Linked DNA regions of Homo sapiens: region 2 is linked to region 1. A link is a loop called in an ENCODE intact Hi-C map of the cell type or tissue named here. Cell type or tissue: Calu3. All regions are shown on one strand.

What was found. Hi-C counts contacts between places; a loop is a spot of excess contacts. Peaks named below come from ENCODE experiments on the same cell type or tissue, not always from the same donor. Only the 100,000 strongest peaks of a DNase experiment are listed, where the experiment ranks them.
Region 2: it touches region 1 in a loop (2.9-fold over the local background); 2 of 110 quality-filtered maps call a loop at or near these places.

What each region holds. Positions count from the first base shown.
Region 1 is chr4:103,413,526-103,418,525 of GRCh38, reverse strand. No RefSeq gene overlaps it. Among named protein-coding and RNA genes, the nearest start is that of LINC02428, 9.0 kb to the left of the region's middle. In Calu3, no CTCF peak of the experiment used is centred here; a DNase peak (open chromatin) is centred at 2,505.
Region 2 is chr4:103,205,682-103,210,681 of GRCh38, reverse strand. No RefSeq gene overlaps it. Among named protein-coding and RNA genes, the nearest start is that of CENPE, 9.8 kb to the right of the region's middle. In Calu3, no CTCF peak of the experiment used is centred here; a DNase peak (open chromatin) is centred at 2,811.

The DNA of each region.
Region 1 (5,000 bases):
AGAAGACATAAGGTCACTTTAACACTTTTAACACAAACTCATACTAGACTCATATGTTTCAACAATAGAAACACTGCTCCAGTAACTTGCCTAGTTGATAAACTTGTTAACCAATCCCTGCCCAGACCACACTATAAGTATTCTTTTCAAATTTCTCCCTTTTGAGGAAAAATTTAGTCTTCCTACTGAGACTTTATGAAGGTGATGCTCTCCCTTGCCCAGGAAATTTATAGGATAAACAAGTTTTTCTAGTGTTCTAGTGCATGGGAACTTCAAAGTCTTACAAACTCATGGAATCAGGAACCAAACATTATGGGCCATTGTTATGGCCGAACTGTTTCCTGTAATTTGTATGTTGAAGTTCTAACCCCCTAGTACCTCAGAATATGACTATATTTGGAGATGGAATCTTTAAAGAGATAAGTAAATTGAAATGAGTTAATTAGGGAGGGTCTTAATCCAATATGACTGCTGTCCTTATAAGATGAGGATATTAGGATACAGACACAAACTGAGGAAAGAGACATAGAAAAGATCATCATCTACAAGCCAAGGAGAGAGGCACAAAAGAAACCAACCCTGCTGACATCTTGATCTTGGACGTCCAGTCTCCAGAATTATAAGAAAATTAATGTCTACTGTTTTTGTCCCCTAATGTGTGGCAGTTTGTTATGACAACCCTAGCTAACCAACACAGTCATGTTAAAAATTGTAGCCTCCATCCTAATTGTAATTAGAAAACATCTGCAAAGTTTCACCCTAGAAGAAGAGTGGGTAATAATCTGATCTTCAAAATATGAATTCTGAAAACATTAGTTAGACAGCAAAGTGGAAAACAGACTGGAGAGGTCTAGACTGAATTGTGTAGACCAGTTAGAAAACCATTGCAGTAGTCTAGGCAATCAGTAAATGTGTCAGGCTAAAGGTAATGGTGGTGGTGGCGGTGATGATGAGAAGGATGAGAGTAGAAAGCAGGGAGAAAAGGACAGATTTAAGAAATACAGGATAAAAACCTGATAGGATTTGGCACTGATCTCCCACAGTGTTTGTTAAGACTTAGATTCTGGTTCATTTAACAGAAAACCAAAATGGCTTAAACAAAATAGAAGTTAATTCCTATTTCATTAAAATCTAGAGATAGGTAGTACAGAAATCTAGATTTCTTCTATTGAACCTTTGATATTCTTATCTTATTACTCTTTATCCAAAATGGTAGTTCGAGCTCCAGCCACATTACACATAGCAAGCAAGAGGGTAAGAAGAAGAAAAAGTATGTGACCTCTTGCTTAAGAAAACTTGGGAAAATCCCATATATCACTTCTACTTGTATTTTATGAGTTAAAATTTAATCATATGGCCATATCTAGCTGAAAAAAGAAACCCTAGGAAATGTTGACTTATAACTGGATTCATAAGATTAGAGGTCTCTTTTTCTTTTTTTTTTTTTTTTGAGATGGAGCCTTGCCCTGTCACCCAGGCTGGAATGCAGTGGCAAAATCTTGGCTCACTGCAAGCTCTGCCTCCCAGGTTCATGCCATTCTCCTGCCTCAGCCTCCCGAGTAGCTGGGACTACAGGCACCTGCCACCATGCCTGGCTAATTTTTTGTATTTTTTAGCAGAGACGAGGTTTCACCATGTCAGCCAGGATGGTCTCCATCTCCTGACCTCGTGATCCACCCACCTTGGCCTCCCAAAGTGGATTAGAGGTCTCTTAATAAGAAGAAGTGAAGAAGGGATGTTGAGTGTGTCCCTAATGAAGAAGTCTTTGCATGACAATAATTCTGAGCAAAGCAATAAGTTATTTTTATTCCGTTCCCTGGTCACTGACTTTTACTGCCATGTAAAATAAATGGGGGTCAATGAAACACTCAGTTTAAACCAAACACTACAATATGTCAAAGTATATGCCTTATTTTGAGAAGTTAAGAGCATCATTCTTATATAAGGAAGGATATTAACAACAACAATAGACGAAGGGCCTACTAATACTTAAGTCATTGTATTAGTCGGTTTTCACGCTGCTGATAAAGATGTACTGGAGACTGAGCAATTTATAAAAGAAAGAGGTTTAATTAGACTCACAGTTCCACATGGCTGGGAAGGCCTCACAATCATGATGGTAGGCAAGGAGAAGCAAGTCACATCTTACATGGATGATGGCAGGCAAAGAGAGAGCTTGTGCGGGGATATTTCTGTTTTTAAACCATCAGACCTGTTGGGGAGATCAGTCCCAACCCCCAGCCATGGGTACCCAAAGTCCGGCAGTGACAAAGGAATGAGAAAAGACAAGTTAAGAGTAAAAGCAGGTCCAGGGGGCCATCTGCTAGAGTGAAGGCTGCAGAAGGCCCAGAACACTGGTTTCCTGAAAATTTATTGAGTACAATCTTTTTGATCTAAGAAGCAGATGGTACGGGGTGAAACGGTGAAGGTGGGGGAGCATGCGTCATTGGAAACATGTATAGCACTGGCGGTTATGTGAATTTCCTTTAAGCTCAAAGCATATGTCTAACCACTATGATAATCTTTAACTTACCAGGCTGCAGCTGGTGGGAGCTAGGATAGGATGTCTGGTCACATTCCAATGCTTCAAGGGAGTGTTTCCGCCCAGAGCATTCTGTGTAAAGCCACAGAGCAGGTCATGCTCACTGGCCTGGGGGCACAATGGCAATAATGAGATGTTTCTCCTCAGGTGCCCCCTATGGTGTTCCAGAGGTGTCCTACACAGGGGTGACTGACTAAACTGGCACCCCATAAACCCTTCCACCAGCAAGATCTCATAAGACTTATTCACTATCATCAGAACAGCATAGGAAAGACTTGCCCCCATGATTCAATTACCTCCCACCAAGTCCTTCCCACAACACATAGAAATTCAAGATGAGATTTGGGTGGGGACACAGCCAAACCATATTATTCTATCCCCTGGCCCCTCCCAAATCTCATGTCCTCACATTTCAAGACAAATCATGCCTTCCCAACAGCCCCCCAAAGTCTTAACTCATTGCAGCATTAACCCAAAAGTCCACAGTCCAAAATATCGTCTGACACAAGGCAAGTCCCTTCTGCCTATGAGCCTGTAAAATCAAAAACAAGTTAGTTACTTCCTAGGTACAATGGGTGTACAGGCATTGGGTAAATACAGCCATTCTAAATGGGAGAAATTGGCCAAAACAAAGAGGCTACAGACCCCATGCAAGCCCAAAATCCAGAAGGGCAGTCAAATCTTCAAGCTCCAAAATGATCTCCTTTTACTCCATGTCTCACACCCAGGTCACGCTGATGCAAGATGTGAGTTCTCATGGTCTTGGGCAGCTCCACCCCTGTGGCTTTGCAGGGTACTGCCTCCCTTCCAGCTGCTTTCACAGGCTGGCATTGAGTGCCTGCAGCTTTTCCAGGTGCATTGTGCAAGCTGTCAGTGGATCTATCATTCTGGGGTCTGGAGGATGGTGGCCCTCTTCTCACAGCTCCACTAGGCAGTGCCCCACTAGAGACTCTGTGTGGGGGCTCTGACCCCACATTTCCCTTCAGCACTGCCCTAGCAGAGGTTCTCCCCCTGAGGACCCCACCCCTACAGCAAACTTCTGCCTGAGCATCCAGGTGTTTCCATAAATCCTCTGAAATCTAGGCGGAGGTTCCCAAACCTCAATTCTTGACTTCTGTGCACTCACAGGCTCAACACCATGTGGAAGCTGCCAAGGCTTGAGGCTCGCACCCTCAAATTACTCCTGAGAGCTGCCTCACATTTGGAATTTTCAGCCAAGGGAACAAATTCATTTCTACGTTTTAATTTAAATTTAAACCTTTTTTTTTTCAGTTTTACGTTACCTGCAGGTGAAAAAAATCCTAAGAAATATTCTTTCCAAATGCTCTATTTTCCCAAATAAAAATTTATTGATTGAGAACAATTTAGTATCTATTACTATCACATTCATGACTTCAACATTCTTTTGTTGAGCTCCTACTGTGTGCCAGATCCTGTGGCTGATTCTGTTTCTACAAAGATGCCTAAGATATGTTCCTCCCCTAGAGGAACTTAGATCTTATTAGGGGAACATACATGTATTAAATTATATTATGAGGTGTAAAGTGCTTTTAATAGAGGCACAGGGTGATGCGGATGCAACAAGGACAACAATAGCAGTTACGTTTGAGGTAGTGGGAGGAGCAGAAATATCTTGAAGAAGGGAGGGGATCTTCCAAGAAGAGAGAGTTTGCTTAAAAAGAAGCTATAAAAATGCAGAGCGTATGTGAGGATTTTTTTTTTGGTGTTTATATAATTCAAAATAAATCTGCTAGAAGGGAGTGAGCTGTTTTCTATGCAGATGAAGAATCAATGCCATTCTCTCTTTTTAGCAGTAAATTAAAAATACTTTTAAAGACAAAATATAAAAAGAAAAAAGATATTTTTAATTTTAGCTTGACATTTAAGATCCTGCAAATAAATTAATGGTGCTAGTAAAGTAGATTAATATTACAATTAAACAAACATCAAACCCAAATTGTGGGTTCATTCCTTAGATCTGCTGTACAACCTTCAAAAGGCATTTATTATCTCTAGATATTAGTTCCTTCATCTATAGAAACAGTCTTTTACTTTTGGAGATTCCATTTCTGTTTCTGAAAAGGAGTTATTTTAATCTCATGCATTTTTTTTAAACATCAAATGTGGTTCCTGTTTACTTGCTTTGGATTTTACAAAAAAAAAAAAATTAACTCACTTTTTGAATTATTTGTGTACTTGCTTTATTATAAATTATTAAGTAAGTGTTCGGGGGGAATATGTATAGAGTAAAGAAAGATGACTGATATGGTTTGGCTGTGTCCCCACCCAAATCTCATCTTGAATTTCAATTCTGTAACATATATAGACTTTTAAATAATTCATAAACAAAGTAATAAGGATATCAGTGAGATTAATGGGAATAGAAACCCTGAAACTTGGAAGGTACTTTAGTCATTGTTAGTTGTAGTAGATATTTTTGTCTGGAAATGGGAAGTGG
Region 2 (5,000 bases), 210 kb after region 1:
CCAGCACTTTGGGAGGCCTAGGTGGGCAGATGACCTGAGGTTGGGAGTTCAAGACCAGCCTGACCAACATGAAGAAACCCCGTCTCTAGTAAAATACAAAATTAGTTGGGCGTGGTGACATTTGCCTGTAGTCCCAGCTACTCAGGACGCTGAGGCAGGAGAACCACTTGAACCTGGGAGGCAGAGGTTGTGGTGAGCCAACATCATGCCATTGCACTCCAGCCTGGGCAACAGGAGTGAAACTCTGTCCCCCCACCAAAAAAAAGTAAACAAAACACATGAAATTGTAATCAAAATAGTCATTCTTACCTACCATGGAAATGTAAACTATGTGCCCTGCTTGTCAATTTGTTCTGCTAATTATGCAATGCCCTTCTTGGATCCTGGAATAAAATGGCATTGTTCTCAATATTACTGGCATGCACGTATTTTAGAGACTTCGTATTACCCACAGCTATAAGCCTTTTAAAAATTATATGTTAAGGCCCCTTCTACTTATACTATAACAAGTACTATTTTCAGGAAAGCAGTTACTTCATAGGTATTTTCAGCTACTTCCTTCAGAACAGAAATAACTTCTTTGGGAAACGATCATCAAGAAAAATAGGGCCTTTTATTACAAGTATTCCATTTGTTCCATTTCTTGTGAAATCATCAAGATAGTGAAGGCATGGTAACTGTATCAACAGATGCTTCAAAAGGAAGTACATCAAATGTTTTAATAGTTTGACAAATTAGAGTATAAGGAAAATGAGTTAGAGCCTACTCTCGAAGAGCTCACTGCCTAATAAGGAAGATAAAATACTCAGTCATAATACTACATATGATGCTACAGGAACTCAGAAGATAAAATAACCAGAGGCTGCTTGGAAGATAATGTCTGACCTCATTCTGGAAAAAAAATCAGCCACAGAAAGAAGGGGAGGCTGAAATACATCAGTGGAACTACTATGTCACTTACCACTTATACTAATAGTGGTATTACTGTATCTCTTGTGCATCAGTGATTAAATTATACCTGTGTGTATAGGTGTTACCTGGCCCTCTTTGCATCACCTTATGGGAATTGGGGTTTAGAAAACCAACACAAAAATGCAAATACTTTGGCTATGGCTATTGGTTTGATTAGTAAATTTTTCTTCATCCTTGTCCCAGAAGTCTTGAGTCTTCCACCAGGATTCATGAAACTGTGGCAGACTAACTTGTTAGCTTTCAAGAGGAGTAAAATTTCAGCCCTTTCAAAGTTCTTCACAGTGACTGTGTCACATATTGTTACATTTTGCTGTATAACAAACAAATACAAAATTTAATGGCTTAAAACAGTAACAACTAAAGATAGACACATTCATCAATGAAATGGAATACAGAGTCCAGGAATATAACCAGATAAGTAAGATCAAATGACTTTTTTTACAATGGTACACAAGTGATTCAATGGAGTAAAGACAATTTTTTCAACAAATGAGCTGGAACAAATGACTATCCATATGCCCCAAAGTAAATATCAACCTATATCTCACACCTTATATAAAAATTAACACAAAATAGACCATAGATCTACTTTAAAATGTAAACCTATAAAACTTTAAAAGTAAGCGTAGAAGAAAATTTTTGTAACTCTGGGTCATGCCAAGAGTTCTTAGATATTATACCAAAAGTACAATTCATGAAAGAAAAAAATTACAATCTGGGCTTCAAAAAATTATAAACATTTGATGTGTGTAAGCCACTGTTAAGAGAAAAGCACTGTTAAGAAAAACCACAAACTGAGAGAATATGTTTGCAAACTCTATATTTAGTAAAGGACTTGAATCCAGAATATATTGAGAACTCTCAAGACTCAAAAGTAAGAAAACAATCAAATTTTTTGAAGTGAGCAAACTATCTAAACAGGTACTTCACCAAGAAGATATATATATATATATGGCAAGTAAGCACATGCAAATATGCTCAACATCGTTAATTACTAAGGAAATGCAAATTAATACCACAATGATATACTACTATATACCTATTAGAATGTCTAGGGGTTTTCTTTAATGACCATACCAAACTCAAATGAGGATGTGTGAAGCAATTGGAACTCATTCACTACTGGTGGGAATGTAAGGTATAGCCACTTTGGAAAACAGTTTGGCAATTTCTTATAAAATTAAATTTTAGATATTTTATCCAAGAGAAATAAAAAGTGATGTTCACACAAAATCCAGTGTATAAACGTTTCTAGCAGCTATATTCAAAATTTCTAAGCACTGAAAACAAATGTCCCAAATGTCCTTCAGCTGGTGATTGAATAAAACAAACTGTGATAAATCCAAAAAACAGAATCCTACTCACCAATTAAAAGGAACAAAGTACTGATACAATAACACAATGAATCTGAAATCCATTAACGTAAGTGAAAGAAATCAGGCTCAAAAAGCTATAAACTGTAAAATTCCATTTATGTCATTCTGGAGAAGGCAAAAGTAGCACACAAAACAGATCAGTGGTTTCCAAATCTTGGATGTAAGGGAGGGTTGACTACAAACAAGCAGCACAAAAGAATTTTGGAGGATGATGGAACTGTTCTGGTGAGTATCACACAATTCCGTGTATTTGTCAAACTTCATTAGAACTATTCACCAAAGAGACTGAATTTTATTATTTCTCACAATTTAGGGGATCAACTGGAGTTAGTTGGATGCTTCTTTGGCTCTATGCAGCATTAGCCAGGGAAATTTACAAAGCAGCATTGATCAGAAACTGGTCTAACCTGGAAGGTCAAAGAGGCTTCACTCGTGTCTGGCATGTTAGAGCTCCTCCATGTGGCCTCGTCACGTGGCTAGCTTGGGCTTGTGAAGTTAGCCCAAGAGATTACGGTGGGAATGACTCTGCCAGCTCTGGGCCTAAACTTTCAGAGGCCTAGCAGCTTCCATCTTATTCTGCAAAGCCAGCCATCATGTAAGAAATTTAGCTATCCTGAGACTACTGTGCTAGGAAGAAAGAGGACCAGATTAAAGACGAGGGTAAATCGAATCCATCTTTTGATGGTTAGAGTGGTGAATGCACAACAGCGAGGGGAGAAAATCAAAGCAGCCATCTTTGGAGACTACCTAATGCCCAAAGGCACTAAAAATGCCCCAAAGCACTGAAAAATGTCCATTTGGTTCAGAAATTTACTTACTGTGGTGCACATAGATTAATTGTATTAACATGACAGTAGGATTGTAAGCCAAATTATAAGTATATGAAGATTAAATGGAAAACAAAGAAGTGAGACAGTAAATATAATTACTTCATAGACTAAAAGAAAGAAATGAGAAAGGCTTTCAGATACATGCAGGGTAACACAAAGAAAAGCTTTCAAATTATATATATTAAAAAAAAGACCTAAAATATTTATACACTGAGTGGACAGACCCATCAAGAGAGTTAAAAACAAAAGCCACAAGAAAGAATTAAATTTGTAAATGAAAGAAATAAAATAACAAAAGTTAAAAGAAAAAGTAATAAAACATGTTTATAACCTCAAAGTAGGGAAGAATTTCCCAAATGGACAAAAACAAGGACGCTATAAAGAAACCTTACACAAAGACAATTTAGAAGATGATGACTGACCAAATGGAAATATTTGCTAGATAGGTAATCTGTAATACTTAAAGACTTATAACACGTCAATTAGAAGGACAATCCATATGAAAAAAAACTGGGCAAAGGAGCAAAGGACTACACAGTACAAATGTACAATGCAAAAAATAAGATATAAATATTACCAATAAACAGTGATGAGATGCTCAATCCTACTAGTAATCAGGGAATTGCACATGAAAATAAAATATCTTTTTCCTATAAAATTGACAAAAATTAGAAATATTGATTTGTACCCAGTGATGATGAAGAAATGGGGAAGTGGACACTCACAGACTCTTGGTTGTAATATAATTGGTACAAATTATTTGAGAAGTAATTTGGTAGTACTTGTTATAATTCAAAACAAGCACATCATTTGAGTCGGCATTTTAGCTTCTAGCAATCTAGTTTATGAAAATAAAAGCGTAAGTATGGAAAGACATATGCAGATGGATTTTTGTATTATAAGCAATATTGAAAATTAGAAACAATCTAAATATACATAAAGAAATGATTGAGGCCGGGTGCGGTAGCCTACACATGTAATCCCAGCACTTTGGGAGGCCGAGGCAGGTGGATTGCCTGAGGTCAAGGGTTCAAGACCAGCCTGGCCAACATGGCGAAATCCTGTTTCTATTAAAAATACAAAAATTAGCTGGGCATGGTGGCGGGTGCCTGTAATCCCCACTACTGGGGAGGCTGAGGCAGGAGAATCACTTGAACCCGGGAGGCAGAGGTTGCAGTGAGCCGATATCGCACCACTGCACTCCAGCCTGGGTGACAGAGGAAGGCTCCATCTCCAAAAAAAAACAAAACAAAACAAAAAACAGAAAAGAAAAGAAAGAAATGGTTGAATAAACTATAATGCTGCCATATAATTGAATATTATGCAGCCAATATAAAAGGCAGATCTATATATTGATTTGTTAGTGTAAAAAGCAAATTTTAGATCAATTACAGAATAATCTTATTCTTGAAAATATGAAAACATCTGGTTATCCACATAGATTTATTGCATATATTCAAGAAATATAAATTTAATTAACATAGATTACCTTAGGGAAGATGAAATTTGATGACTGGGTAATAGAAGGAACATTCACTAGGCAATTTAGATAATTTTTAAGGTGAAATTACAGATGATTCTTTTTGTTATTTTCTAGCATTTTTCTGAAATAAGAGAGAAAATAACTGCCTGAGCAAGGATGTAGAGGACACTGGAGAGAAAGGAGCCAAGGACATAAATGGAAGGGCTCATCTCAGACACCACAGACACTTCACTCTGGACGTGCATGAAAAGAGGGAAGAGTTGGTGAGGATATAAATCAGTAGAAGTGCAGGAGGTAGGGTGGGAAACCTGGAAGTTGAGACATCTTGCCTGATGGTCC